Regions from separate parts of the Homo sapiens genome. Here region 1 is linked to region 2. A link is an interaction called in ENCODE POLR2A ChIA-PET data of the cell type or tissue named here. Cell type or tissue: PC-3. All regions are shown on one strand. Each heading gives the region's core, and the rest is flanking DNA. Links, peaks and the distances in the headings are about the cores only.

Region 1 (9,303 bases), core at 2,576-5,075, 150 kb before region 2:
AGCCCAGCACTCCTCCCCGCCATCACCAGGCTCCTCTGCAGAGCTGTTGTTCCTTAAAGCTGACAACAAGCCACCTCATTTCAAAACACACACACACAACCTCATTTTGACACAAAGTTGTTTCCCTCTTTCTGTTTCTCTGCTTTGCCTCATGAGGGATTTCTGAGAAATGAAAAAAAGTCACCTCCCACAGCCGCAGCCTGCAGTTTTGTTTTTTGGTTTTGTTTTTACAGATGAAGAAGAGGGGGGTGGAGGAAAGGAGTATACCGCTTAAGCATCTAGTATTAATCCAAAACTCTGCAAAGTAAGAGAAATGCTCTTCCCATAGCCCTTCACCTGAGGTGTGTGCCCCACTTTCCTTAGATTTGGGCTCTCATGCAAAAGGAAATAAACAAGGTATCCTCCCCTCAGGAAAGTTCAGTAACAAAGCAGTGAAACCGAACAGCTGCTCCCTTGCAGCAGGCCAGCTGTCTCCCCTCCCCCCATTTCCACCAAGGGCCGGAGACGGTGGGAACTGCTCCAGGCAACCTAAAGGATGGCGTTGTGAGCTGAGAAAGGCAGGCCTGATAGATCTGGGCATAGGAGCTTCAGGAATAAAATGCATGTGAATGCGGTGTTTCCCAGGGAGAATTAACCGCATTCTCGCCTTCAAATCTGAATACCTGAGAGTCATAACCAGCCCAGTAGGGTAGACTATGAAATGTATAGCAAAATTTTCAAAACCAGCTCCTCCTACCAGACAAGAAAATTAACATTTTTTAGGGCACAGAACTGAAAGCATTTTTACTGAAATCTAATCCAGGATGAAACCTAACAGTTAAACATTCTTTTCCTTCTCTGCTTCTTTGGCTCTCTATCCCAGCACACCTTGTCCCAGGCTAACTTGAGTAAACATACACATGTGACCACATGAGGGCGGGAAGAACACCAAGTGGGGGTGGTGAAATTCTGAATGGAATGCAGCCCCAGCTAGTTAGGGGGCCCCGGGCTGAGACCTCTGGCACTGGCAGTAGACTTATACAGGCAAAGAAGCCAAAACAATGAGCTCATGGGCAAGAATGCAGCCTGTGGGGAAGTCTGGGCAGCTAGAGCAAACTGGTTTTTTGAATCAGGATGGGAATAGCAATAGTTGAGTCTCCCACGGGAACAGGATCAGGGAGAGTGGAAGCCACCATTCAGTATCTTAGGGTTCCAGTTAAATAACTTTTGGAAGCTCTTATTAAAATTCTGTTCTGCAGACAGCATAGTGCTCTTAGGCAAAACCTTGGTTCCTTTCCCTGACTATGTAAAACCTAGAGGGTGAAGGACCAGTGAGGCTCCAGTGACCTACCTTAGGTGATGCTCTTAAAAGAGCAACTTTATTCAAACCAGGCCTGCCAATGCCAACTCCTTCAGTCTAGATCCAAAGATGGCTATGATCCTGAGATTGTGTGTTTAGGGTCACCACTTTAACATGATACAGGAAGCAATTGAGTCTTTTCTACTTCCTAAACACAGTCCATCCAGTTGTGTGTCATTTATACCCAGTCCAGACTTATTTAGACCAAAGAGCCTTTTTTTCCTATCAGTGTTTTCCAAATTTTATCTTAAGAGGCAGGGTCTTGTTATGTTGCCCATGCTGGAGAGCAGTGGCTATTCACAGGTGCAATTCTACTACTGAGGAGCACAGGAGTTTTAACCAGCTCTATTTCCAACCTAGGCAGGTTCACCCCTACTTGGGCAACCTGATGGTCCCCCACTCCCAGGAAGTCACCATATTGATGCAGAACTTAGCGTGAACACCAGATCAACGTAGCACACTATAGCCCTGAACTCCGGGGCTCAAGTGATTCTTCTGCCTTAGCCTCCAGAATATCTGGGACTATAGGTACGTACAACTGTGCCTGGCCAAATTTTTTTTTTTTTTTTTTTTGAGATGGAGTCTCGCTCTGTCACCCAGGCTGGAGTGCAGTGGCGTGATCATGACTCACTGCAGCCTCTGCCTCCCGGGTTCAAGTGATTCTGGTGCCTCAGCCTCCCGAGTAGCTGGGACTACAGGAATAAGCCACCACGCCCAGCTAATTTTTTTGTATTTTTAGTAGAGATGGGGTTTCGCCATGTTGGCCAGGCTATCCTCGAACTCCTGACCTCAGGTGATCTGCTTGCCTCGGCCTCCCAAAGTGCTGGGATTACAGGCATGAGCCGCCACGCCTGGCTCTAATATTTTTATATAAGGCCTGAGATGGGAAAAACTGAAGTCATACAGTATTCACTGACCAAGAGCGGCGAGCAGAGAAAGAAGGCAGGGAAGGAAGATGGAATAAGAAAATTACCTACACAGTCCATCCCTGCTTCTCCCATCTCCATACACCCAGAGGGTCTTTCCCAATTCCATGCTTTGGTACGTGTTTCTTACTCATCTTTTTTTTTGAGTCTCGTTCTGTTGCCCAGGCTGGAGTGCAGTGGCATGATCTCGGATCACTGCAGCCTCCACCTCCCGGGCTCAAGTGATTCTCCGGCCTCAGCCCCCCAAGAAGCTAGGATTACAGGTGTGCACCATCACGCTCATCAAATTTTTGTGTTTTTAGTAGAGATGGGGTTTTACCATGTTGGCCACACTGGTGACCTCGGGTGATCTACCCACCTCAGCCTCTCCAAGTGCTGGGATTACAGGTATGAGCCACCGTGCCCAGCCTCGTTACTCATGTTTTAAGGTCCAACCTCACATTTCTTATGAAGCCTTCTTTACCACCCTCTACGTCTAGAAGTTGTCACCCTGCTTTTTCCCAACCCTACAATGCTTTGTACAGTGCCTTCTAATTATTTCTGTCCATGTCTATGACTCTTACTAGATTGTAAACTTTGTGTGTGTGTGTGTTTCTTTTTTTGTTAAGATAGGGTCTCACTCTGTTGCCTGGGCTGGAGTGCAGTGGCACAATTTCAGCTCACTGCAACCTCGACTTCGTAAGCTCAAGCGTTTCTCCCACCTCAGCCTCCCCAGTGGCTGGGACCACAGGCACGTGCTACTATGCCAAGCTAATTTTTTTTATGTTTTATAGAGATGGAGTTTCACCATATTGCCTGGGCTGGTCTCAAACTCCTGGGTTTAAGCAATCTGCCTGCCTTAGCCTCCCAAAGTGCTGGGATTACAGGCATGAGCCACTGCACCCAGCTAGATCACAAACTTTAACATCTAGCCACATTTGCATTCTCATTATGGGATTCGTTATGCATAAATTCTTTAGCATGCATCTCCTAAAAACAAGGTATAATACTCAAGAAATTTAACATCGATACAGTAGTAACATACAATCCATAAATTTCCGCAAATGTCCCCATGTCCTTTATAGCTTTTTGACATGTGTAGTTAGTTGTCATGTTTCTTTTGAACTATTCCCCAATCTTTTTTTGAGTTTCTTTTTTTTTTCTTTTTTTTTGAGACAGAGTCTTGCTCTGTCTCCCAGGCTGGAGTGCAGGGGCCCAATCTCAGCTCACTGCAACCTCGGCCTCCCGGGTTTAAGCAATTCTTCTGCCTCAGCCTCCCAAGTAGCTGGGACTACAGGAGTCCACCACCACACCTGGCTAATTTTTATATTTTTACTAGAGACGGAGCTTCACCATATTGGCCAGGCGGGCCTTGAACTCCTGACATTGTGATCCGCCCGCCTTGGCCTCCCAAAGTGCTGGGATTACAGGCGTGAGCCACCGCACCCGGCCTCTTTTTTTGAGTTTCTTAAGGGGAAGAATGATCTCTTTATAATTCCATTATCTAACAGTTCATGATACATAATAAGCAGTCTACTGTCATGTAATGGAAAAATGAAGACACTCTCAACATCTGGCTGCCTAGAGCTCCTGCTAAATAGACAAGCCTGGGCAATATAGCAAGACCCCATCTCTATGAACAAAACAAAACAAAACACAAGGCATGGTGAGGTACCTGTAGTACCAGCTACTTTGGAGGTTGAGGTGGGAGTATTGCTTGAGCACAGGAGTTCAAGGTTGCAGTGAACCGTGATAGTCCCACTGCACTGCAGCCTGGGCAATAGAGTGAGACCCCACCTCTTAAAAAAAAAAAAATCCTAACTTACCTCAATGTTGAAGATTTCTCATTTCCCAATGGAAAATAACTATTATTCTATGCAGGTCAAGAAGGGAACTGCAAATTAGAAACCAAGTATAGTGTGGGAACAAAAGCTTGCTACGTATATCCTTTTTCTACTTCCCAAGAATTATTAGTAAAGGACACCAAATTTTCGGAGGTGTTTTTTTTTGAGATGGAGTCTCGCTCTGTCGCCAGGCTGGAGTGCAGTGGTGTGATTTTGGCTCACTGCAATCTGGGACTACAGGCGCGTGACCCCATACCCAGCTAATTTTTGTATTTTTAGTAGAGACGGGGTTTCACCATGTTGGCCAAGCTGGTCTCAAATTCCTGACTTCGGGTGATCTGCCCGCCTTGGGCTCCCAAAGTGCTGGGATTACAGGCATAAGCCACCGCCCCTGGCCTTTTTTTTTTTTTTTTTGAGAGGAAGTCTCGCTCTGTCACCCAGACTGGAGTGCAGTGGCATGATCTTGGCTCACTGCAACCTCCACCTCCTGGGTTCAAGCAATTCTCCTGCCTCAGCCTCCTGAATAGCTGGGACTACTAGTGCCCGCCACCAGTAGTGGCGTTTAACCGTGTTGGCCAGGCTGGTCTCAAACTTCTGTCCTCAAGTGATCAGCCCGCCTTGGCCTCCCAAAGTGCTGGGATTACAGGCGTGAGCCACCTCACTAGAGAGGTATTTATTTTGTTTGAGACAGAGTCTCACACTGTCACCTGGGCTTAAGTGCAGTGGCACGATCTCGGCTCACTGCAACCTCCACCTCCGGGGTTCCTCCCAGGTTCACGTGGTTCTCCTGCCTCAGCCTCCCAAGTAGCTGGGATTACAGGCGCCCGCCACCATGCCCAGTTAATTTTTTTTATTTTTAGTAGAGATGGGGTTTCACTGTATTGGCCAGACTGGCCTCAAACTCCTGACCTCATGATCCCTCCACCTTGGCCTCCCAAAGTGCTGGGATTACAGGTGTGAGTCACCGTGCCTTTTTTTTTTTTTTTTTTTTGAGACAGCGTCTGGCTCTGTCGCCCAGGCCCCGGAGTGCAATGGCATGATCTCAGCTCACTGCAACCTCCGCCTCCCGGGTTCGAGCGATTCTCCTGCCTCAGCCTCCCAAAGTGCTGGGATTACAGGCCTGAGCCACAGCGCCCGACCCGGAGAGCTGTTTCTTAATCTGCCTGGAGGAAAATCCCCAGCCCCCAACTTTCCACATACTTCACATAGATAACACTGTAACAACTTTGAAACTAAGAGGGAGAGAATTAAGTTTTCAAATTTGAAATTGAGAAGCCTTTGAAGAGTGGCAGCGTTCTAGAAAGTTCCATGATTGAACAAGTGAAGCAAAAAACTAGGATAGACTCAACTGACCATCTGAACTCCAGGAATTAATAGCCAGTGCTTTGGGCATCTGGCTGGAGCCATGGTACGCACCAGTTGTACAAGTTATTTCATTTTAATTTTGTAAAAAAAAAAAAAAAAATCCTTCGGCTGTCACAACTGTTTTAAATAAAAATTTTGTGAAAAAACAGTATGAAGACGTTGCTCTAGATACAGAACAGGAACTGAGAAAGTCTGGTTGTGTCAAATAAAGCAAAGTGTTGATAATTCTGACTACTGATTAAGGTTACCCAGTTACTATTAAATCCAAGCTTTTAAGGTGCTGAGCAAAGGAACACTGTACCAGAAACGGCTTCACATCATAGCACGTCAATGGGAGCAATAGCACTAACTTAACTCAGGCCAAGACTTGGGCTTGGGTCCTCTGTGGCTGCTACTCTCCTACCACACCTTTGCTTGGGAGTGCACTTACACAGCTTTCTTTGTAATGATACAAAAAGTTGCTGCCTTTTGGTAGTTAGGCTCCAGAAAGGGGCTTCCAAACCAAAATGCACTTTTAAATAGAAATGCAACTGACTGCAGGGAGGCACAGAATCCTGATTGCCTGATTAGCATATGGTGCTCAGGGCTTAAAACCAAGTATGCAAACCTCACATTTGCACATTTCCATGGTGATTCAGCTCACTTTCAAGGTAGCTGAAAATAAAAGCAGGATAGGGGTTTTTGAAATTGACTGGCTTCTTTTTACCTCCTTTTGGAAAGCAGAAGGGGAAAAGCACTGCTGCCAAGAACTTCATCAAAACTCTTTAACTTTAGGTATTATTTAGGTGTTATGATAGAGTAACTGCTGTACAGTACCCTCTTACCTCAAGATCAAGGCTGGGCGCAGTGGCTCAGGTCTGTAATCGCAGCACTTCGGCTGAGGCGAGTGGATCACTGAGGTCAGGACTTCAAGACCAGCCTGACCAACACGGCAAAACCCCGTCTCTACCAAAAATAGAAAAATTAGCCGGGCATGGTGGCGGGCACCTGTAATCCCAGCTACTCGGGAGGCTGAGGTTGCAGTGAGCCGAGATTGCCCCACTGCACTCTAGCCTGGGCAAAAGAGTGAGACTGTGCCTCAAAACAAAACAAAACAAAACATACCAACACCTGGTGATTCAAAAAAATCAAGACAGAGGCTGGGTGCGATGGCTCACGCCTGTAATCCTGGCACTCTGGGAGGCAGAGGTGGGCAGATCACCTGAGGTCGGGAGTTCAAGACCAGCCTGACCAACACGGAGAAACCCCATCTCTACTAAAAATACAAAATTATCTGGGTGTGGTGGCGCATGCCTGTATTCCCAGCTACTCAGGAGGCTGAGGCAGGAGAATCATTTGAACCTGGGAGGCGGAGGTTGCGGTGAGCGGAGATCGTGCCATTGCACTCCAGCCTGGACAACAAGAGCAAAACTCCATCTCAAAAAAAAAATAATAAATAAATAAATCAAGACAGAAATTTTGATTTTAAAGAGGTTTTTGATTTTACTTGGAGGTTTAAGAACTCCTCTAAGTACAGCAGTAATATATTTAATTAAAAACCCAACACCTCTAATTAGAATTGAAGAAAGGAACTGTCCTTTGCTCTAAGGCAAATCAACTTTGTGAGGCTTTTGCTTTGAATTCACCTGTACATATTTGCTCAGCTGACTTCTCTAAAAGGTTTGCCTAAGAGAGGGAAGGAAAAAGAGGCGTCGATGAGAAAAGACCCATATCACACCCTGTATTTGAATAAAAGATTTATTTTTTTTTCTCAGGAAAAACAGAAAGTTAGGGAAACACACTACATTTGACAACCAACATTAATTTGTAGTTGGTCCTAACCCTTCCTGGCACAGCTATCAAAAGTACAGCTGTTTAACCAGAACCAAGGTGTTCACCCCCCACAGAATGTACATGAAACACTAGAGGACTGCATGTTTTTCCCTGAGAGAAGCGTAAGACAAACAGAAGTCAAAAAGTAGTCACTGGGAGCGCCATCCTTCTAAGCAAATCCTCCCTTTCCCTTTTGGAGGATTTGCCCGAACTACGTAGCCAGTCAGCACTTAGACCACCTGCCTCCTCCTCCCCCTATAAACCCACCACTCCCCTCCTCCTTTCCCAAACCACTTGGGGTGTCCTAAGCCCTCACTGCCCCAAGCCCAAAATATCAACTAAGATCCTTGTCTGTATTTCCACAGTCATACCTAATGAATTGGGAAGTGGGGCCCCTAAAAACCAATTCACATCTATGCACTTGTTTCCACTGGATTTGGCAGACAGGCTTTTTTAGTTACCGTAACCAGATCTTAAGATTAATTAAAAACTACATAAAGTGCTTTTAGGTCCTTAGAGATACATGATATAAATAAGCGGCTTATGATCAAGAACGATAAATACATAGGTAAAAATAGCTCTAGCAAAGATGACCTTATGGCTCTGAGATGGGCAGGCAGGGCAGTTCTTCCCCATTACATTCTTAGTCATCTTATTCATACCTATTTTTAAATGGAGTCCACAGACTAAAGGTCATGTTCCGAGACTGAAGCTTTCAAATGACCCTAGTTCCAATATAGACACTTTCTTCAGTTTATCAGTAGCTTTTAAACTCTGAGGTTTAACACAGCTCACCTCTTTCTGTAAATTTAAGTGAGCATACTCCTATACAAAGGAAACTTTAGAGAAAGCCTCATAAAATGTTCTTTCCTCTGAAAATTCCTGAGGGGACTTTTGACACATTGCCCCCAAAGACAGGATAAAACAATAGTTGAAAAGATACCAGTCCAAGGAAAAGGGACTTCCTCCCACCTCTCAATGACTGTTAGTGTCACAGCACCCATGGTATTACCACCTGCTAACAGGATCAAGTTCGTGAAAGATGAAAGGTCTGTGGACTCTTGGTGGGGAGGGAGGGTCACTCAGGTTTCCAGCAGGGGTTTCACAGTGCCAAAATCTAAAAGGGCTAGAAAGAGTTCAGGGATGGCAGGGGAAAGCTGTAGGAATTGATATAAATATCTGTAGAGGGAGCAGAACAATCAGCAATTTCAAGGAAGGACAGGAAATAAAAGGTTAAGTCTGATAGAACAAACATCAAGACTGAAATCCAAAGATGCCAATGCAAAAACTTGCAACAAGGTTTGGGAATCATTAATAGAAACAAAACAGTAAGTATTTGCTTTATTGACATACTAGGCTTAGACCTGTGTGTGTAACAAGCAAGCCTAATAATAGCACCATGGTTAGACTAGCCTGCTTTTCCAAGCCATCATTTTATAATTTATTAAGCAAACAAGGGATCAAATGTCTCTCCATCCACCTGATGTGATCTTTTTATATGCACACAGCTAATGAGTTCCATTCAGCTGAAAATCTTTTAGTAAAAGCTTTAAAGATGAGCCCATGAATTCACTTTAAATTTCACCAGTTAAATTAGGTCAAATGGAAGGAACTCAAATGAGTATTGCCCAATCAGAGCCCATTATTTGTAAGTCATCAGTAACCTTAAAACTCCACTTAGACCTAATTATTGAAAACTTGCATATAATGAAGTGAAAGAATTTCCATTCATCAACCTCTCAATCCCAGGTTTTCAAAGAAAAACCTAAGGAATACTTACCAAAATCAGATAAGAAAATTTAAACCTGCATAGTTATCAGATTTGTTCCACTACAACCAGTCTGCATACAGTTACACATCAATTCGTTCTGTATACACTCTAGAACTGAACAGAACAAAGTTTAGCATAGAAAAGCTGTAAGAAACAGGTTCCTAATTACGGAAGTTGCAAAGTTCAAAAGGGTATGAAAAAAACTAATGTAAATTCGATACTTCCTTCGTTTCAAAGAAATAGACTTTCTGTAAAAATATATACAAT
Region 2 (16,610 bases), core at 147-2,646:
GGCGTGAGCCACCACACCCGGCTGACTTTTGATTTTCTCATTGGAACTACCACAAATTGCATTCCCACCTTCCAATCTCCTGTATCTTCAGGAAACCATTTGCTTTAGCAGTCTTCTACTTAGCCACTTCCACTGTGTTATGTCATTGGGGACAATGGATAGCTTTGAATGTAATTTGTCTCATTTAGAAACAAAATAAAATCAGAGTGGGTAGGTATTAATAGTTGGAGATTATTCAGTAGTACAAGCTTCTTAGTTTACAGATTATTATATATCCAAATACATTTCTTACCAGTGTAAACATTCAATTACAGGCATACCTTGGAGATATTGCAAGTTCAGTTCCAGACCCTCCAATAAAGCAAACAACATAATAAAGCAAATTACACAATTTTTTAGTTTTCCATGTGTATAAAAGTTATGTTGGCTAGATGTGGTGGCTCATGCCAATAATCCCAGCACTTTGGGAGGCTGAGGCGGAACAATTGCTTGAGGCCAGAAATTGGGGATCAGCTTGGGCAACAAAGTGAGACCCTGTCTCTACAAAAAATAAAAAAAATTAGGCAGAGGTTGTGGCACACACCTGTAGTCTCAGCTACTCAGGAGGCTTAGGCAGGAGGATCCCTTGAGCCCAGGAGTTTGCAGTGGCAGTGAGCCCTGTTTGAGCCACTGCACTCCTGCCTAGGCGGCAGTGAGACTTGTTTCAAAAAAAAAAAATTATGGTTACACTATTAATATCTTAATATATATATATAAATTTTTTTTTTTGAGACGGAGTCTTGCTCTGTCTGTCGCCCAGGCTGGAGTGCAGTGGTGCGATCTCGGCTCACTGCAAGCTCCACCTCCTGGGTTCACACCATTCTCCTGCCTCAGCCTCCCAAGTAGCTGGGACTACAGGCGCCCGCCACCACACCCGGCTAATTTTTTTGTATTTTTAGTAGAGACAGGGTTTCACCGTGTTAGCCAGGATGGTCTTGATCTCCTGACCTCGTGATCTGCCCGCCTTGGCCTCCCAAAGTGCTGGGATTACAGGCATGAGCCACTGCGCCCAGCCCTTAATATATTTATTGTACATATCTTATGCTTTCTGTAGTCTGTTAAGTGTGCAGGAGCATAATGTCTAGAAACACAATGCACATACTTTAATTTTAAAATACTTTATTCCTAAAAAATGCTAATGATCATCTGAACAATCATCTTTTTGCCGGTGGAGGGCCTTGCCTTGATGTTAATGGCTGCTGACTGATCAGGGAGGTGTTTGCTGCATGTTGGGGTGTCTGTGGCAATTTCTTAAATTAGGACAACAATGACATTCACCACATCGATTGACTCTTCCTTTTATAAAAGATTTCTCTGTAGCATGTGATGCTGTTTTACAGCATTTTACCCACAGTAGAAATTCCTTCAGAATTGGAGTCAGTCCTTTCAAACCCTGCTGCTACTTTGTCAACTAAGTTTATGTAACATTCTAAATCCTTTGTTACCATTTCAATCTTGTTCTCAGCATCTTCACCAGGAGTAGATTCCATCGATTCCATCTCAATAAATCACTTTCCTCAATCATCCATAAGAAGCAATTCCAGCACTTTGGGAGGCTGAGGCGGGTGGATCACGAAGTCAGGAGTTTGAGACTAGCCTGGCCAATATGGTGAAACCCTGTCTCTACTAAAAATACAAAAATTAGCCAGGCATGATAGCACGCCTGTAATCCCAGCTACTAGGGAGGCTGAGGTGGGAGAATCGCTTGAACCCAGGAGGCTGAGGTTACAGTGAGCTGAAATCACGCCACTGTACTCCAGCCTGGACAACAGAGCAAGACACTAACTTAAAAAAAAAAAAAAAGAAGCAATTCCTCAGCAGTTCAAATTTTGTCATGAGATTGTAGCAATTCAGTCCCATCTTCTCATCTTCAGGTTCTACTTCCAATTCTGGTACTCTTGCTATTTCCACATCTGCAGTTGCTTCCTCCATGGCAGTCTCGAACTTCTCAAAGTCATCCATGAGGATTGGAATAACTTCTTCTAAACTGCTGCTAATGTTGATATTTTGACCTCCTCCTATGAATCACAAATATTCTTAATGGCATCGAGAATAGTGACGCCTTTCCAGAAGGTTTTCAATTTTCTTTGCCTACATCCATCAGAGGAATCACTATGGCAGCTACAGCCCTTACAAAATGTGTTTCTTAACTTATAAGGCTTGAAAGTCAAAATTACTTCTTGATCCATGGGCTGCAGAATGGTCTTTTTGTTAGCAGACACGAAAACAACATTAATCTCCATGTTCACCTCCATTAGAGCTCTTGAGTGACCAAGTGCATTGACAATGAGCAGTAATATGTTGAAAGGAATCTTTTTTTCTAAGCAGCAGTAGGTCTCAACCATGTGCTTAAAATATCCAGTGAACTATGTTGTAAGCAGATGTGGTGTCATCCAGGCTTTGTTGTTCCATTTATAGATCACAGGCAGAGTAGATTTAGTATAATTCTTAACGGCCCTAGAATTTGCAGAATGTTAAGGGAGCACTGGCTTCAAATGTAAGTCACCAGCTGCATTATCCTCGTATGAGAAATTCATCCTGTCCTTTAAAGCTTTGAAGGCATTAATTTCTCTTCTCTAGCTATGAAAGTTTTCAGTGGAATCTTCTTCCACAAAGCTGTTTCACCTACGTGGAAAATGTGCTGTTTAGTATAGCCACCTGCATCAGTTATCTTAGCTAGATCTTCTGGATAACTTGCTGCAGCTTCCACATCAGCCCTTGATGCTCCACCTTGCACTTTTTTTTTTTTTTTTTTTTTTTTTTGAGACGGAGTCTCACTCTGTCGCCCAGGCTGGAGTGCAGTGGCACGATCTCAGCACTTTTGTGTTATGGAGAATGGCTTCATCCTTGAAACCTCATGAACCAACATCTGCTAGCTTCAGACTTTTCTTCTGCAGCTTCTGCAGCTTCTGCATCTCTGTCAGCCTTTCTAGAATTGAGGAGTTAGGGCCTTGCTCTGGATTAGACTTCGGTTTAAGAGCATGTTGTGGCTGGCTCAATCTTCTATCCAGACCACTCAAACTTTCTGCATATCACCAATAAAGCTGCTTCACTTTCTTATCATTCATGTGTTCACTGGAGTAGCACTTGTAATTTCCTCCAAGAACTTTCCCTTTACATTCACAACTTGGTGAACTATTTGGCACAAGAGGCCTTTCAGCCTATCTTGGCTTTTGGCATGCCTTCCTCACTAAGCTTAATCATTTTCAGCGTTTAAGTGAGAGGCATGCAACTCTTTCTTTCACTTGAACACATAGACAACATTGTAGGGTTATGAATTGACCTAATTTAAATATTGCTGTGTCTTAGAAAATAGGGAGGCCCAAGGAGAGGGAGAGAGATGGGGACACAGCCAGTAAATGGAGCAGTTAGAACACACACATTTATTGATTATATTTGCCATTTTACATGGGTGCGGCTTTTGACATCCTATGACAATTATCATAGTAACATCAAAGATCACTGATCACAGATCACCATAGTAGATAATAATAATAATGAAAAAGTTTAAAATATTGCAAGAATTACCAAAATGTGACACAAAGACATGAAGTAAGCATATGCTGTTGGGAAACGGCACTGACAGACTTACTTGATTCTGGGTTGCTACAAACCTGCAATTTGTAAAAAAAATGCAATATCTGCAAAGCACAATAAAGCAAAGCACAATAAAACAAGATAAGCCTGTACTCATAAACTTTGACATATCTTCATTACAAAGGAGAAAACAGCCACTAGATATGAAAAGATTTGCCCAAAGTCATTCAACTAGGAGAGAAATGAAGACTAGAACCTTGTTATTAGGGTTAAAAATAGTGAAAATCTTGGTCTAATAATTATTTTGAATTATAATTAAGTCACTGTTTTGTGTGTTTTTTTTTGTTGTTGTTGTTGTTGTTGTTTTTTGAGACGGAGTCTCACTCTTTTGCCCAAGCTGGAGTGCAGTGGCATAATCTTGGCTCACTGCAACCTCCACCTCCTGGGTTCAAGGGATTCTCCTGCCTCAGCCTCCCCAGTAGCTGGGATCACAGGCACGCACCACCACATCCAACTAATTTTTGTATTTTTAGTAGAGATGGGGTTTCACCATGTTGGCCAGACTGGTCTTGAACTCCTGACCTCAGGTGATTTGCCCACCTTGGACTCCCAAAATGCTGGGATTACAGGCATGAGCCACTGTGCCCAGCCACTTTTTTTTCTTTAGAGGCAAGGTCTCTTTCAGTCTCCCAGGCTGGAGTGCAGTGATGCAATCATACCTCACTGCAGCCTCAAACTCCTGGCTCAAGCAATCCTCCCTCCTCAGCCTCTGTAACAACTAGGACCGCAGGTGTGTGCCACAACTCTCGGCTACTTTTTAATTTTTTTGTAGAGTCAGGGTCTTGCTATGTTGTGTAGACTGATCTTGAACTACTGGCCTCAAGTAATACTCCTGCCTTAGCCTCCCAAAGTGTTTCAGGCATGAACTACTATGCCAGGCCTATTTTCATTTTTTTTCATTTTTTTTGAGACAGAGTCTTGCTCTGTCACCCAGACTGGAATGCAGTGGCGTGATCTCGACTCACTGCAACCTCCCCTTCCTGGGTTCAAGCAATTCTCCTGCCTCAGCCTCTGAAGTAACTGGGGTTACAGGCGTCCACCACCACGCCAGGCTAATTTTTGTATTTTTAGTAAAGGTGGCATTTTGCCATGTTGGCCAGGCTAGCCTCGAACTCCTGACCTCAGGTGATCGGCTTGCCTTGGCCTCCCAAAGTGCTGGGATTACAGGCATGAGCCACCACGCCCGGCCCCCTTTATTACATGTTCTGATTTATAGTCTTTCTGGTAACTTAGAGTATGCATACTTGAAGCATCATCAAGATTCTCATCTAGAAGAGAAGAGTCAAAAAATAATAATTTGATTCAAAGAAATAGTAAGTCTTATGCCTGTAATCCCAGTACTTTGGGAGACCAAAGTGGGAGGATCACTTGAGGCCAAGAGTTGGAGACCAGCCTGGGCAACATAATGAGACTCCCATCTCTACACACACACACACACACACACACACACACACACACACACACACACACAAATAAGCCAGAAATGGTGGCTTGCACCTCTAGTCCCAGCTACTGGAGGGGTGGGGAAGGTGTGTGAGGTGAGAAAATAGCTTAAGTTCAGGAGTTCAAGGCTGCAGTGAGCAGTGATGGCATCACTGCACTCCAGCCTGAGTGACAGAGTGAGACCCTGTCTCAAAAAAAAAAAAAAAAAGATAAGAAAGGAAAAAAGAAAAGAGAAAGGAAATACTAAGTATCTGTCACATTTATGTTATATGTTTTAATGGCATTGTCTCATGGATGCCTAGTTCTGGAATATTTAAATCTTCTTGTTTCTTTTTTTAATATAATTTTTCAAATTTTTTGGCTAATCTTCTCTGTATCATTCAAATTTGAGTATATGTGCTGCCAAAGCAAGCACCGTTTCTTTACTTTTATTATACAGTTTAAAATTCTGTCAACTTTTACTCTGTGATGGCTCCCAGATTTGCTTTATTTTTTATTTTTTTGCTGTTTTCAGAAATGATGTATTTAGTTTAGGGCTTTATCACCACACATATAGACTACTAGAATATCTTTTAGATTGTCTCTTTTTTTTTCTTGAGACAGAGTTTCGTTCTTGTTGCCCAGGCTGGAGTGCAATGGCATGATCTCGGCTCACTGCAACCTCCACCTCCTGAGTTCAAGCAATTCTCCTGTCTCAGCCTCTCAAGTAGCTGGGATTACAGGCACCCACCACCATGCCCAGCTAATTTTTGTATTTTTAGTAGAGGCGGGGTTTCACTGTGTTGGCCAGGCTGGTCTCCAACTCCTGACCTCAAGTGATCTGCCTGCCTCGGCCTCCCAAAGTGCTGGGATTACAGGCGTAAGCCACCACGCCCGGCCTAGGTTGTCTCATTTTAAAATTTTATTTATTTTATTATTTGCCAATTTATTTATTTTGAAACAAGGTCACCCAGGCTGGAGTGCAATGGCGCTATCATGGCTCACTGCAGCCTCAATCTCCTGGGCTCAAGTGATCCTCCCACCTCAGCCTTTCCCCTGGTAGCTGGGACTATAGGCACATACCACCACACCTGGCTAACTTTTTTATTTTTTGTAGAGATGGAGATCTTTTTATGTGCTCATAACAAGAGGCAGGAGGATCACTTGCGCCCAGGAGTTTGAGACCAGCCTCTTGAACTTCTGGCTCAAGCGATCCTCCCACCTCAGCCTCCCACAGTGCTGGGATTACAGGTGTGAGCCACTGCACCTGGCTTTTAAAAAAATTTTCTTCAAGTCATCTTGCATACTACTGTCTAGAAATTGTTCCAGAATAAATTCTAAATGTTTTTGTTTTAAATTTATATTTTTAGATAATTTTTTATCTCTATAAGTTTGAAATTACTTATTGTTAATAATTTCCCTTTATATTGGGCATACAGTGAAGTTTTTAAAAAGTATTTCATTATTCTACTTGCTTAGTTCAGGCATTCTTTTTTTTTTTTTTTTTAATTTATTTTTTTATTGATAATTCTTGGGTGTTTCTCACAGAGGGGGATTTGGCAGGGTCATGGGACAATAGTGGAGGGAAGGTCAGCAGATAAACAAGTGAACAAAGGACTCTGGTTTTCCTAGGCAGAGGACCCTGCGGCCTTCCGCAGTGTTTGTGTCCCTGATTACTTGAGATTAGGGATTGGTGATGACTCTTAACGAGCATGCTGCCTTCAAGCATCTGTTTAACAAAGCACATCTTGCACCGCCCTTAATCCATTTAACCCTGAGTGGACACAGCACATGTTTCAGAGAGCACAGGGTTGGGGGTAAGGTCACAGATCAACAGGATCCCAAGGCAGAGGAATTTTTCTTAGTGCAGAACAAAATGAAAAGTCTCCCATGTCTACTTCTTTCTACACAGACACGGCAACTATCCGATTTCTCAATCTTTTCCCCACCTTTCCCGCCTTTCTATTCCACAAAGCCGCCATTGTCATCCTGGCCCGTTCTCAATGAGCTGTTGGGAACACCTCCCAGACGGGGTGGTGGCCGGGCAGAGGGGCTCCTCACTTCCCAGTAGGGGCGGCCGGGCAGAGGCGCCCCTCACCTCCCGGACGGGGTGGCTGGCTGGGCAGGGGGGCTGACCCCCCCCACCTCCCTCCCGGACGGGGCGGCTGGCCGGGCGGGGGGCCGACCCCCCCACCTCCCTCCCGGACGGGGCGGCTGGCCGGGCAGAGGGGCTCCTCACTTCCCAGTAGGGGCGGCCGGGCAGAGGCGCCCCTCACCTCCCAGACGGGGCGGCTGGCCGGGCGGAGGGCTCACCCCCCCACCTCCCTCCCGGACGGGGCGGCTGGCCAGGCGGGGGGCTGACCCCCCCACCTCCCTCCCGGATGGGGCGGCTGGCCGGGTGGGGGGGCTGACCCCCACATCTCCCTCCCGGACGGGGTGGCTGGCCGGGCTGAGGGGCTCCTCACTTCCCAGTAGGGGCGGCCGGGCAGAGGCGCCCCTCACCTCCCGGACGGGGCGGCTGGCCGGGCGGGGGGCTGACCCCCCCACCTGCCTCCCGGACAGGGCGGCTGGCCGGGCGGGGGGCTGACCCCCCCCACCTCCCTCCCGGATGGGGCGGCTGGCCGGGCGGGGGGCTGACACCCCCCCCCACCTCCCTCCCGGACGGGGTGGCTGCCGGGCGGAGACGCTCCTCACTTCCCAGATCGGGTGGCTGCCGGGCGGAGAGGCTCCTCACTTCTCAGACGGGGCAGCTGCCGGGCGGAGGGGCTCCTCACTTCTCAGACGGGGTGGTTGCCAGGCAGAGGGTCTCCTCACTTCTCAGACGGGGCGGCCGGGCAGAGACGCTCCTCACCTCCCAGACAGGGTCTCGGCCGGGCAGAGGCGCTCCTCACATCCCAGATGGGGCGGCGGGGCAGAGGCGCTCCCCACATCTCAGACGATGGGCGGCCGGGCAGAGACGCTCCTCACTTCCTAGATGTGATGGCGGCTGGGAAGAGGCCTCCTCACTTCCTAGATGGGATGGCGGCCGGGCGGAGACGCTCCTCACTTTCCAGACTGGGCAGCCAGGCAGAGGGGCTCCTCACATCCCAGACGATGGGCGGCCAGGCAGAGACACTCCTCACTTCCCAGACAGGGTGGCAGCCGGGCAGAGGCTGCAATCTCAGCACTTTGGGAGGCCAAGGCAGGCGGCTGGGAGGTGTAGGTTGTAGTGAGCCGAGATCACGCCACTGCACTCCAGCCTGGGCACCATTGAGCACTGAGTGAACGAGACTCCGTCTGCAATCCCCGCACCTTGGGAGGCCGAGGTTGGCGGATCACTCGTGGTTAGGGGCTGGAGACCCGCCCGGCCAACACAGCGAAACCCCGTCTCCACCAAAACCAGTCAGGCGTGGTGGCGCGAGGCTGCAATCGCAGGCACTGGTCAGGCTGAGGCAGGAGAATCAGGCAGGGAGGTTGCAGTGAGCCGAGATGGCAGCAGTACAGTCCAGCTTCGGCTCCGCATGAGAGGGAGACCGTGGGGAGAGGGGGAGGGGGAGGGGGAGGGGGAGGGAGAGCAGTTCAGGCATTCTTTACTTGAGAGCCACAACTCTCAAAGTCTCCTTGGATAGAATTCAGGGAATTTATGAATTTGTATGGGTAAAAAATTCCATTTTTATTTTTACTAATGTAGGGGAGAACATATGTTTCCTTCTATCCATCCTAGGTTTAGGGCTGAGATCTCTATAACAAAAGAGAGATTAGCAAGAGAAAAGCATGCACATTTATTTAATATAAGTTTTACACGACACGAGGGGCTCCATAAGGAAATAAAGGCCCAAAGAAACAGTTGAACTTGAATGTTTTTTATAGTAGGTTTGATGAAGAGCAGCCAGTGATGTAGAAATGTCATAGGGCAAAGTGTGAACAAGCTAAATGTAATAAACTGGGGGAAACTGAGAGGCCTGTTTGTTTAGATTCCTCTTTGTGTCCCTGTGCTTTTGGAGGTAAGGATGCTCCTTTTCTCTGGGTGCCAGGAGAGCACCTCTTACATGACAGTCTTATGATCTACTTCAGGGGAAGGTCAGAAAATCCTTCCCAGGTTTTATGGCTGCTTCTGGGGAGAACAGCAGGCAGAAGGTCAGAGTCACCTTCCTGCTTCTGCAATTTCCTCAAATGCCTTCAGCTTAAAATATTCAATATGTCAAAGTGCTGTATTTTGTGTAGGGTGTCCTGAACCCCGTCACTAACCTCTAACTGAAAGTTAGGATTTTCTTCAATTCTGAACATAGTTCATAAACCACGGTAATATTAGCAATACTTCATCATCAAAAGAAAAACCCAGATATTTTCATATCACATTAGTTTTTTGCATCTATTTTCATTATGCTTATCACTATTTCAAATTTAGGATAGCTATTAACTCTTATTTAATGCATTTATAAAGAAGCATGCATATTAATATATAACAAACTTATCTTTTAACATTTTAATAACTGTATTTCGATATAATTAGATTCCTTTGTAATCCTATATATTTTATGCATTTAAAAACATGATTTTAAGAAGGCATTCATAGGCTTTAACAGATAGCTAAAGACTAAGAACCCATGTTTTTATTCTACTTTCAATACTTGAAAAGTTGTGGATAAAACAAAAATTATGTTAAAAACTGAAAAGTAGGCTGGGCTCAGTGGCTCACGCCTGTAATCTTAGCACTTTGGGAGGCTGGGGTGGGTGGATCACCTGAGGTCAGGAGTTTGAGACCAGCCTGGCTAATGTGGCAAAACCCTGTCTTTACTAAAAATACAAAAATTAGCTGGGCGTGGTGGTGCACGCCTATAATTCCAGCTACTCGGGAGGCTGAGGCAGGAGAATCGCTTGAACTCGGGAGGCAGAAGTTGCAGTGAACTGAGATGGTGCCACTGCACTCCAGCCTGGGCAACAGAGTGAGACTCCGTCTCAAAAAACAAAACAAAACTGAAAAGTAATCAACTAAATACTTTTAAACTATAATATTCTATACACTTTTGATGATAGCCATGTATTATGGTATTATTTATGTTTTTATATTTAGCAATTCTTGTTCCTTAAAATGTGCTTTATGGAGAAGGAGCCAGAGTTAGTGAAATACGTTTAGGTTAATTTAGGATATATTAATGACATTATCCCACACATTGTTCATGTCATAGACATGAACTTAAAAAATTTAAAGTTCCTGCTGCCTGCTTAGATGCATCTACTAATCTAGAGCAGTTGTAAGGAAGATCCATCTGAATTAGATAAAAATATGAGCAGTGGAGTATTGGTTATTTTATTCTGGTTGGCTCAGTTATTTGCCAAATAAAGGCCCTGGTCAAATTGTTGATGACTACGTAAAAATAATTTGGACTAATACATTAAATTGTTGATCATTAAAATAATTCTTCCAAAGTGCTTGTCTTTTATGCATTTCTTTACTTTAACATAATATAAAAATATGTGTTGAATCCTCTTTTTTTAAGACAGGGTCTTGCTCTGTCACCCAGGCTGGAGTGCAGTGGTGCAATTACAAGCTCACTGCATTCTCAACCTCCTGGGCTCTTGTGATCCTCCTGTCTTAGACATCTGCATAGCAGGGACCACAGGCACACACCACCACTCCTGGATAGTTTCTTTTTTATTTTTGTGGAGACAAGGTCTCACTATGTTGTCCAGGCTGGTCTTGAACTCCTGGGCTCAAGACGATCCTCCTACTTCAGCCTCCCAAAGTGTTGGGATTACAGGCATGAGCCACTACACGTGGCGTTTTGAATCCTCTTCTGTACAAAGATACAATCTGAGTCCTTAGGACATTTATAGCCTAATATTTTCTTCCATCAAAGTTGCTAAACCCCATCACCAGAATACCACAATTAATATTCTCAGGATAGATTATTAATAGTTGCCTAGGAATAAGAATGGTATGTGGCAATGATAGAAATTTGAAATGGCAGATTTATTAAGTATTTTTAAGCCATCAAGTTACAAAAGGCTATTAGGGGTCTTAAAAAGACAAAGAGTATACAATAAAACAATAAGCAATTACAGATTGTTTTAGGTTGAACAATTTTTGTACAGTTATATCTATAGTACATTACTAATTTACTTAGCAAACTTTATCCTGAGATTTGCAAATTTAAAAAAATGAAGAATCAAACTATATTTTCTTTTCTGTTTTTTTGAAACAGAGTCTCCACTCTGTCATCCAGGCTGGAGTACAGTGGTGTGATCTCAGCTCAACATAGCCTCAACCTCTTGGGTTCAAGGAATCTCGTGCCTCAGCCTCCCAAGTAGCTGGGATTACAGGCATGCACCACCGTGCTCGGCTAATTTTTTGTATTTTTAGTAGAGATGGGGTTTCACCATGTTAGCCAGGCTGCTCTTTAACTCCTGGCCTCAAGTTGATATGCCTGCCTTGGCCTCCCAAGTACTGGGATTACAGGCGTGAGCCACCGTGCCCGGCCTCAAACTATATTTTCTAATTAGTACAGTAAATACACATTAATCATGACACAATTATTTCTTCTGGATACAGCAGGAAAAATTAAGTTAAGAGAAAGTGCTTCATATTTCTTGATTTGTTATAAAAAGGAGAGATCCTCTAGATTTCTGGGTAAGAGGGAAAGCTAGCAATCCCACAATGATTTCCTTTATTTCTTGCCATCCGAATATATCCTTCTTCACCAAAGTTGTGGCCCCAGCTTTAGAAAAAGAAATAATACAAAATTACAAATGCGTACAATCAAACCATGTTATCAACTTTTTATCTCATTGTTTTTCTCCTATAAGTGATTACATATGAAAGGCCGTAAAACAAAATTAGAATGAAATAAGGTAATAATTTCTCCAGGGATTTCAGGTAACTCAAAATAATGGTTTGGAAAGCTTTAGTGCTATATTGATGAATAGACTTAATACCTAAGGAAAACTATAGTAAGATCCATCCCAGTCCTTTAATCCTCCTACTTTGCAAATATGCCTTCTCTAAAGAAAGAGTATTAGTATCCTTTATAAGCCTTTATCTCTAAATTTTTTGATAACAGTATCATGTGTAATGATTTTCTATCAAACTTAAATTCCTCTAGAGAATGTCAATTAAGAAATATTTTTGAGTGACTACTATGAAAAAGGTATAGGGCAGGGAATTCTAAAGCAAACAACAAAAATGCAGCTCTGAAAGAGCTTTTTGATCTAGAAGTGGAGCTGACTTTCTCATAATTAAAGCTATTGAAAAATGAGCCAGGCATGGTGGCTCACACTTGTAATCCAAGTGCTTTGAGAGGCTGAAGTGGGAGGATTGTTTGAGGCCAGAGTTTGAGAGCAGCCTGGGCAAAATAGCAAGTCCCTGATTCTACAAAAAAAATTTTTTTTTAATTAGCCAGGCATGGTGGCATGCACCTGTATTCCTTACCTACTCTGCAGCAGAGGCTACTTGTTAGAGATGTTGCAGAGAAAAATCATGGGTCGGATTAGGGTTCGAGTAGATCAGTGTTTCACTTTTTGATTTAATGGACTTAGAGGAGTTCAAAAAGTTTTTACAGATAGATATACAGTTATCAATTTTAAAATTAGCATGTATGGACATCTTTTTTTTTTTTTTGGAGGTGAAGTTTCGCTCTTGTTGCCCAGACTGGAGTGCAATGGTGCAATCTCAGCTCACCGCAGCCTCCATCTCCTGGGTTCAAGTGATTCTCCTGCCTCAGCCTCCCAAGTAGCTAGGACTGCAGGCATGTGCCACCACGACGGCTAATTTTGTATTTTTAGTAGAGATGGGGTTTCTCCATGTTGGTCAGGCTGGTCTCCAACTCCTGACCTCAAGTGATCTACCCGCCTCAGGCTCCCAAAGAGTTGGGATTACAGGTGTGAGCCACCACGCCCGGCTGTATGGTCATCTTTTTTAAAAAGCATACTATTGGTCGGGCACGGTGGCTCAAGCCTGTAATCCCAGCACTTTGGGAGGCAGAGACGGGCAGATCATTTGAGGTCAGGAGTTCGAGACCAGCCTGATCAACATGGTGAAACCCCGTCTCTACTAAAAATACAAAAACTAGCTGGGCATGGTAGCATGAGCCTGTAGTCCCAGCTACTCGAGAGGCTGAGGTAGGAGAATCGCTTGAACCTGGGAGGCAAGGCAGAGGTTGCAGTAAGCCGAGATTGCGCCTGTGCACTCCAGCCTGGGCAACAGAGTGAGACTGTCTCAAAAAAAGAAAATAAATAAAAACCATACTACTTACTGTCACCATTATGTTGTAAAAGAAAATACATTTTAACACCAAAAGCAAAAAATCCAAAGACATAATCTCTATTTTAAGGATAGTCTTTTGAGTAAATAAATTTATATTAATGAAAAAGTCACCAAAATATTCTTATTTTTCTTACTTTACCAAGACTGATGAAAAAACTTAGAAAATCCTTGTAAGAGGAATGATTTCTGAAGCTCTTTATCATTCTGAGATTTTATAGTGGTAGGTATATAAATATCATACAAGGCAAAATTCATTAAGTGCTCTAGGATACAAATAAAAGTGTGAAATTGAGAAAATGCCTAGTGTGTCTGGAGAGCAGTAAGAAATTTAGTTGAAAGGAAAACTGGATATCTTTAGTAGAATAGTGGAAAAAGAGGATAGAAAGCTGGTTTGGGGCCATGTTGTGAACAGCTTAGAACAGCAGGTGGAGGAACATGTACTTCAATTACAAAGGCAAAGGGAAGCTGTTAGAAATTTTGGCTCAGGGACTCAAAGTTTGTGTTTTTGCATGCAGTGGAGAACCTAAGAAATGCTGGTTTATTGTTGGAAGACAAATGACACCATTTAAAAGGACTGTGCTTTAAGAGGCCTTAAATATTCTATGTATCAGCCCTCATTGGACATTTTGCAGGTCCTATTTTTTTCTCTCTGTACCATTTAACACACTTGTCTACTCCCACCTTACTGGTCTCTTGGCTTCAAGACACTACTATGTTCTGATTTTCTTATCTCTCTCTGGTCAGTCCTTCTCAAACATTTTCATGAGCTCCTTTCTTTACTTCCTTTCACTTAATTGCCACTCCACTGCTTAGAAATTGTCAATGGCTCTCCATGCCTTTACAATAAAATTCAAACTCCATCGTCACCTCTAATAAACCACTGGCTGTAGTGGGTTTTTTTGTTTGTTTGTTTGTTTTTGACAGAGTCTCACCGTGTTGCCCTGGTTGGAGTGTGGTGGTGCAATCACAGCTCACTGCAGCTTCGACCTCCTGTGCTCAAGCAATCCTCCTGCCTCAGCCTTACAAGTAGCTAGGACCACATGTGCATACCACCATGCTTGGCCAATTTTTTTTTTTTTTTTTTTGTGATGGAGTCTTGCTCTGTGGCCCAGGCTGGAGTGTAGTGGCACAATCTCGGCTCACTGCAAGCTCCGCCTCCCGGGTTCACGCCATTCTCCTGCCTCAGCCTCCTCAGTAGCTGGAATTACAGGCGCCCACCACCACGCCTGGCTAATTTTTTTGTATTTTTTAGTAGAGATGGGGTTTTACCGTGTTAGCCAGGATGGTCTCGATCTCCTGACCTTGTGATCTGCCCGCCTCAGCCTCCCAAAGTGCTGGGATTACAGGCGTGAGCCACTGCGCCTGGCCCAATTTTTTATTTTAGTAAAGAAGAGGTCTCACTATGTTGCCCAGGCTGTAGCAATGCTCTTTTAATATCCAGTTTGATAAGCAAAAGCAATAACAAGAATCCGGCCAGGCTATTATTAATATTAATAGACACCACTTATTTAGCACTTACTCTGCCAAACAGATTAACATAAATTATCTAATTTAATCATCATCCTGTGAGGTGAATATTATCTTCTTTTACTAAAGAAAAAAACAGAAGGGCAGAGTGGTAAAGTAGCTTGCCAAAAGTCACATAGATAGTAAATTGTGAAGCCAGAGGTCAAATCTAGGATTATTTTATTCCAAAGCCCACTCTAACTTTTATCTATGCCTATCCCTACAGTTATCTCTGTGAGTGAAGTCATATGGGGAATGAAATTCAGACCAGTACATCTAGGATCTCATGTAATTTATATCCTACTATGGTCACTGCATTAAATAATAGGTAAAATAAATCATTTTAGGTGAACTGAATTTGGACCTGAGTTCTAGTATGAAAATTGAATTGAGGGTCTAGTTACTAGCAGTATGAATTCAGTCAGTGAGACCAAGGAATCCCAGACCCCATTCAACATCTAAACAATTTACTTTTCTCAGTTTTACCGACCAAGATCAATTGCCCCCAGTTTTGCAAAAGATCCCAGACCTCTTTTTGACTGAGTCCTGCTAACTTCCCTTAAACAATGAAACTGATAAAAAAAAAAAATCTTAAGCTAAATAAAGTATCTGAGGACAAAGTCTTGCCTTCAGAATTATACAAGATCTGCTCCAAATGTTCATTTCGGTACTTACCAAGTTGTATATTTTTATTAATTCTATAGCTCTTTCACTCAAACTGTTCAACTTTAGGTGAGTTTGTTAACTAAATGCCTATCTCATAAGAGTACTTTAAAAATTAAATGAGAGAATGTATTTAAAGTACTCACACAATATTTGGTATATAGCCAATGCTTACTAAGTGAAGGTAGCTATTTTTATTATTATCCAGGTATGAGTACATCAGATTGGACTCAAGTAGAGTCCATCTACTTTTTTTTTTTTGAGACGGAGTTTCACTCTTGTTGCCCAGGCTGGAGTGCAATGGCACAACCTCGCCTCACTGCAACCTCCACCTCCCAGGTTCAAGTGATTCTCCTGCCTCAGCCTCCTGAGTAGCTGGGATTACAGGCGTGCGCCATCATGCCCGGATAATTTTGTATTTTTAGTAGAGATGGAGTGTCTCCATGTTGGCCAGGCTGGTCTCGAACTCCCAACCTCAGGTGATCCTCCCACCTCGGCCTCCCAAAGTGCTGGGATTACAGGCGTGAGCCACTGAGCCGGGCTGAGTCCGTCTACTTTTAAAAAAATGTATAGCGTTCTTCTAGGGTGATCACCAGTCCCAGTTTGCCTGGGACTGTCCTGTTTTTAAAAAGAAAGTCCTATGTCCCAGAAAGCCTCGTAGCCCTTAGCAAAGTGGGAAAGTTGATCACCCTACCTTCTCCTTGCATATTATAAGGCTACTAACTTATTATTCCTTCTAAAATCAATGCCAGTTTCCTTTGTAATAGACTGAAGTCCTGGGCTTCTTAGGCTGTGCCAGACACTCTTCTAGGCATTAGGATTACAGAGACAAAGTCTTTCTAAAGCCTAGGTTCTAGAGGAGAAACATATGATAAACGAAGAAATACTTGATGATATATATGATTAGTACAATAAAGAAAAATAAAGCAGGATAAGGGATACAGAGTGTTAAGAGACAGGGCTCAATTTTAGGTGGAATGGTCGGGAAAAGCTTCGCTGAGTGGATGTTTGCGCAAAGATGCAAGTGAGGCAAAGACCTGGATAAAGGGCTAGAAATAAGCATGATGTGTCAAGAAATAGCCAAAAGGCTAATGTGCTGGGAGCTGAGTGAGAGAGGGGAGAGTAGTTGGAGAGGTAGTTG

The links. ChIA-PET counts read pairs that join two places held together with the same protein. Peaks named below come from ENCODE experiments on the same cell type or tissue, not always from the same donor. Only the 100,000 strongest peaks of a DNase experiment are listed, where the experiment ranks them.
Region 1: POLR2A ChIA-PET joins it to region 2 with 15 read pairs; 7 of 35 experiments call an interaction of 5 or more read pairs at or near these places.

Annotation. Positions count from the first base shown.
Region 1 is chr1:150,567,382-150,576,684 of GRCh38, forward strand. ADAMTSL4-AS1 (ADAMTSL4 antisense RNA 1) reads right to left here and starts at 7,171. Exons shown (of 4, transcript NR_104133.1): 1 at 6,743-7,171; 2 at 6,278-6,440. It overlaps MCL1 (MCL1 apoptosis regulator, BCL2 family member), which reads right to left. Exons shown (of 3, transcript NM_021960.5): 3 at 7,177-9,303. It also overlaps the pseudogene RN7SL600P. RefSeq lists enhancers at 1-427, 1-326, 428-1,139. In PC-3, for the core only: no CTCF peak of the experiment used is centred there; no DNase peak of the experiment used is centred there; H3K27ac peaks cover 711 bases.
Region 2 is chr1:150,721,390-150,737,999 of GRCh38, forward strand. CTSS (cathepsin S) reads right to left here. Exons shown (of 8, transcript NM_004079.5): 8 at 8,799-11,756. The coding sequence ends at 11,657. Among named protein-coding and RNA genes, the nearest start is that of HORMAD1, 8.8 kb to the left of the region's middle. RefSeq lists enhancers at 6,896-7,661, 9,099-9,243, 9,432-9,576, 13,659-13,803, 15,786-15,930 and cis regulatory regions at 9,170-9,174, 9,501, 13,731, 15,858. In PC-3, for the core only: no CTCF peak of the experiment used is centred there; no DNase peak of the experiment used is centred there.